Linked DNA regions of Mus musculus: region 2 is linked to region 1. Evidence: chromatin contacts called from ENCODE POLR2A ChIA-PET data. All regions are on one chromosome and are shown on one strand. Each heading gives the region's core, a stretch centred on a gene start or an enhancer-like site at or near the end of the contact. The rest is flanking DNA. Distances are from core to core; before and after follow the strand shown. Region 1 holds the start of Rgs9 (regulator of G-protein signaling 9). Region 2 holds the start of Amz2 (archaelysin family metallopeptidase 2).

What was found. ChIA-PET counts read pairs that join two places held with the same protein, here RNA polymerase II (POLR2A).
Region 2: POLR2A ChIA-PET joins it to region 1 with 11 read pairs in Patski. The contact joins the promoter of Amz2 here to the promoter of Rgs9 in region 1. POLR2A ChIA-PET finds 5 or more read pairs at or near these places in 2 of 5 experiments (Patski and embryonic stem cell).

What each region holds. Positions count from the first base shown.
Region 1 is chr11:109,296,787-109,299,486 of GRCm38, forward strand. Rgs9 (regulator of G-protein signaling 9) reads right to left here and starts at 1,395. Exons shown (of 19, transcript NM_011268.2): 1 at 1,152-1,395. The coding sequence starts at 1,208. Gm39441 (a long non-coding RNA gene) reads left to right here and starts at 1,444. Exons shown (of 3, transcript XR_880277.3): 1 at 1,444-1,664.
Region 2 is chr11:109,424,597-109,427,296 of GRCm38, forward strand. It overlaps Amz2 (archaelysin family metallopeptidase 2), which reads left to right and starts at 1,350. Exons shown (of 9, transcript NM_025275.4): 1 at 1,350-1,434; 2 at 1,890-1,979; 3 at 2,374-2,501. The coding sequence starts at 2,490.

The DNA of each region.
Region 1 (2,700 bases), core at 145-2,644:
AGAGCAAGACACCACTCAGAAGGCCAAGGGAAAGGATGCATGGGAGTGATAAACACACGAGTGCTACAGATAGGTGCTCTAAGCTCCAAGCCAGGGCCGTCCTGCACGGCAGGAGAAGACCAGCCTAGACACGATCTGAAAATGACGTTCGACTTTGGACCACCAGACTTGGGCAGCCTCTTGTCCTTTCAGGAGCTGGGAGCTGCACTGTCTACTCTCCTGAGTGAGACAGTGTTCCCTTCTGTTTACGGCATGGCCCTTACATCTCTTCTATCTGGCTTCTCGGGGAGATGACCAGGTGTGCCGAATGTCCTGGTGTGCCCAGGTCTGTCCAGCTTTTAACATCTTGTAGATTAGGATACTTAGTCACCAACTGCACCCAGTTGCTAAGCTCCAGAGGCTCAAGGCAGGGAGGGCCCAGCTTGTCACAGAACATCCATCGGGCTAATTCCCTCAACAGGATAATCCTATGAAAAGTGGCATGAGCCAGAGGTAGGGCAGACAAGTGACCTGGGACTTAATCCTGTGAGTGTCTCTTCCCACACTGTCTAACTTAAAAGCCCAGAACTAAATGAACCACTTTGTCCCCAAACACGTCACCCCATAGGTACATTCCACCTCCCACATGTCCATCGGGAACGGACACCCTGTTCTGGCCATTAGCCATCGACAAGAAACGGTTCTAACTATACAGAAAACACACAGATTGCCATCCTGGGATCAGGGGAGGCTCTTGATCCCACAAATCACATTTTCCTGGTCTTTTTATACACACAGGCATACACACACTTAAAAATCCTGCTGTTTAGTATTGGGGGAAATGTTCATTTAATAGCCGATTCCTTGTAACAATATAGGCTGTCTCAAATCACCGCGCAGCTTCAAGCACTCTCCTGAGTAACAGGTTGTTTTTGGCCTGCAGCAGACCATCACGGCTGCCTTCGAATTCTCCACTACAGTTTACGCGAAAACCCAATCATTATGGTTTTTAAATACAACACATAGAGCCACATAGAAGTCATTTAGTAAAATTGGGCAGCGCGGATCGACCTAGATGGACGCCCTCTGCCCCTGCCCAATCTTCCCTTGGACACTCCACATACTGGGTCCCCGCCCACTTGCCAGGGTCCAGATGGGGATTCCCAGGGTACCTTTTGGAGAAATGCCATCCTCGGCCTGTACTGCTGGCCTTGGTGTCGGATCGTCATTCTGGACCCTGGATGAATTCACGACCACAACACGAATGGGAGCGAAAGGGGAAACCCCCAAGTTCACAAGCCAGCCTGGTCTGCCCCAGCCTGGGCGTAGACCGGGAGGCACAGAGAGCGGAGCGCGCAGGGCCCAGAATACCGCCCTCCACCCCTCGACTCTCCCTCGCACCCGCCGACATGCAAAGCAGCTGGAATTCGCGCCAACCAATCAGCGAGCAGCGCCGCGCGCTCATTAGCATGCACTGCGCGGGCTCCCACCTGCCACCAGGGGGCGGCGTCCGGCTCCACCTGGACCAAACCTCAGGTAGGAAGGCCAGATCAGGGATGCTGAAGCTAGAGCATCTGCCCCAAGGTGTGTGAGCCTGTTAATCTCTTTATATACAGAAGTGAGACAGAGCACAGTGGGAAAGGAGCTTTCCGACGCCAGCTTGCAGGAGAGTTGGACATCTTTGGGTAAGTCAGCGCTAAGAATTTCTTTATAAGAGAAGAGAAAATTTTAAACAGTTTCATGGTATCCAATAGAAGTGTCCATGAAGCTTCTAATAGATAAGTGAGCAACGCTGTGATTGTTCCTAGATAGATATTTAAGATAAAAAAAAATACCAGATGTAGACTTTTATTAATTGGCCTAACAAATAGACTAACTAGTAAGATGTTGGTTTCAAGAGAGGAAGAAGTGAAGAAGCCCATAGACACTCTTTAGCTAACTGTGTGCCCTTAGGCAAATTATATTTTACTTCTAATTCCCGATACTTGTATTTGTTTGTCTTTAATAGACTCTTAAAGGAACTTTTAAACTGACCTAAAAATTGGGCAGATGGGACAGAATAGATGCCTCCAGAGTGGCCACCTGCTCCACACATTCATAACCCCCCTCCAGGGTCAACCTGTCTGGGGAGATTGGTATGTGTCACCAATTGATGAGCCTATATTGGCATATATCCAGAAAAAAAAAAAAAGGATGAAGCCTCCACTTAGTCTACACAAGCAGGATAGATATACAATGTCGCATCTCGCATGTTTAAGTTGAAAAAGAACAAAGGGATTCGCCTTAGTGGTGCTCAGTCAACTGGTATACCTTTAGCATCTAAGCCCTTATCCACTATTTTTTTTTCCTTTCAGGCACATTTATTTGTAAGAATCCGTTGAACGCTGTGGACACTCTCAGAAAGCATGCTCACACACATGTTCACATAACACTGACTCCAGTTTGCAAACAATGTCAAAGTGCTCGTTTCCCCTGGGCCCCATGCAGAAGCCCCCACATCACAAACTTCAGTGAAAAGGATGTGAGCTCTCCAGGGATGGGTTGATGCAGAGGACCGGGGTTTCTGCCAATCATACCAGACCTCTGAGAAGCGTGTTCCTTATGTGAGCTGGGATCCCAGGAAAAAGCTGCAATGTCTTGACGTTTCCTCATGGAACAACTTCTGGGTTTAGTGTTACACGGAATACACATAAGCAAATAAAGCCAGCATTTCTTAGTTCT
Region 2 (2,700 bases), core at 100-2,599, 130 kb after region 1:
GCAGTTAAATGCAGAAGTAAATTATGAATAGTGGGAGACAGACTTTTCATTAGTATGGAAGGGAGTGCACACAGAAAAATGGAAAGCAGGAACCTTGTGGTGTTAGACTGCAATCAGAGTGATTGGTAGGAATTCCCAGTGTAGGTGTCCTGTGACTACTTAGAAAAAATTGCTTGTTTAGAAGCATGCTCTGGAGTATTTACACTAAAGGGGCATCATGTCTACAGCTGATTAAAAATGTCCCGGGAGAAAAAAATGGTCAGGTTGTTGGGGAGTGACCTCATGGGAGGAGAAAGAGGATCAGAGGGGGTCCTGGGGAAATATAACCGAAGTATGAAAATTTGAAAGAATATACATGTATGTGTCTCTCTCTGTATGTGTGTATACAGTGCTCAGAAGTCAGACACAGGAACATTCTCTGCTACATAGTGAGTTCAAGGCCAGCCTTGACAGGAGACCCTCCCCAAATAAGCCACTTTTGTCAACTTGGTAAGGGCAGTAAGGACAACATATATGAGCCTTGTTATAATAACTGGGCAAGGATAATTAGAGCAGTGTGCACAAGGCAAGAAGAGAGCAAAAAGTTTGGGGGTTGGGTAGGAAGAAGGGTACAGACATGTGGGGTATGCAGTCTTTAACTTCCAAGGATGAGAGGATGTTGATAAAATAGTGGCATCATCCCCTTGTTTGACCTTCCTGGGGCCAGAAGCGCCCAGAGATGCAAAAGGATTGAATAGGTATATGCTGGGGGCGGGGATCAGGAGATCTGGCCCTGGGGTTTCCCCTTCCAGAGTCTCCTGGGGGTCCGAGCTCTAAGCTCTTAGTTCCCCAAGTACCAAAGGCAACCCTATGCCCCACGCCCTAGGATGCAGCCCTGCTTCCTGACAGCGGTGAGGCCGCGACAGTCGGGCAAACCGACTAAGAAGGGAAAGTCCAAGCGGGTGATGTGTCAAGCCGCGGACACGGCTGACTTATTTGGACCCAGTGGTTAAATTACTCAGGCTCAGCCCACGGCAGGTGGTTCCGTGACCCTGCACCGCCCGCGAGGAGCGGGTCGCGGCGCCCCCGTGAGGGCCGACGCGAAACAGCGACGACTGGGGACTGTCCGACACTACATCGCCCCCTTACTACTTTAGTCAACCACACACAGCGTGAGTGTTGTGAAATGGACAGAGGTCACGCCTTCGGGGCGGGGTTACAGCACATGGGCGGGGCCTTTCTGGAGGAGTGGGGCGGGCTCAGTGTTTGGAGGAGGAGCCTTAGGAGGGAAGAGCGCAGATAGGAGGCGGGGCGACGATTGAGGGGCGGGAAGACGGGTCTTGCTAGTGGGCGGTGTGGGCGGGGCATGCGTGAAAGGGTGAGGTGCGTCCGCGCGAGGCGCATGCGTGCTAGGACCACCGTGGCAGCTTGAGGGCGGCCTAGAGGCCTGTCCGGGTGAGGGTGGTATGAGGAACCGTCAGGGCTGGGCAGGGGAGGAGGAGGAAGGTGTTGATCGTTGGGGAGGAGCGGATGTGGTGGGAGGGATGGCTGCGGCGGAAGCAGAGGGGACCTCGGGGGCAGGATGTCTCTTGGGAACAACGCGGGCCTTTCCGGTTGCTCCCTGGGTAGAAGACGCGAACTCTGAGTTCCGGGGAGGCCCCCCACTTTTGACTCAAGCAGAGACTGGGTGGCGTCTGCACCGGCCGTGCAAGTTGCTATGGGCAACCAGCTAGCACGTCTGGCGAGACCCACTTGGCGGGAGATGTTCCGGTTATAGAACCGAAGCATCTTAGGCCCCCGGTCCCTGCAGTGACTGTACGATGGCTCCCTGCACACTTCTTCAGCGACACCATCCACGTTGGACTAGGATGTGGAGGCCTTCTGACTTTCCACTCTGTCTCTTTTATTAGGGTGAAGGCCACACCCCTTTGCCAGACATGCATTGTCCTTAGAAAAACATAAATGGAAAAACAGCAGCTGGAGATTTCTCCTTTATAAAGGTAGGTAGACTGAATGGGGCCATGGTGATTTATTTTTTTTTTCTTTTTAAATTTCATCCTGTAAAAATAAAATCTCAGCCCAGATGTGCAGTACCGAGATGAGCTACACTCAGCGTAGTCTCTAGGATCCTTTCTAGTCAGTGTCACCCTCTTGAGCTCCAGAATTCAGAAGTTCACTGAGCACAGCAGTTAGCTTAAATTTCAAAATCAGTCGTTAATAAACTGAGAAATACAGAGAAACCCTGTCCCACCCCCCAACCCACCCCCAAAACAAAGCAGAACAAAAAACCAGCCAACCAACCAAACAAACAAAAATGGAAAAGGCCCTCAATTAGAAAACACAAACTAAATGGACAGAAACATTCATCTTTTTTTTCTTTTCTCACTCAAAAAGCGTCTGCTTGGTATGAAGGATGAACGTGCCACGTAGGGACTTGATAGGAATGGGGAAAGTCCTGTCACCATGAGTATGGCGTCTCATTGGTCATCTTAGATCTACCCCCGTGTCTTATGGCTGACAAGGTAAGCGTAAGGGGCTGAGATGGATCTTGCCAACCTGCAGTTAAATAACAGAACCATTACTCTTTTCCTTATTGAATATCTTTGAGTGACACTGGAAGGGATGCCGTTGATCCTGTGGACAAAGTGAGTCAGCTCAAAATATTATGATTGTTTTCAAATGACAGAGGACGTTGGGCATCAGTAGGATTTAAGAGTCACC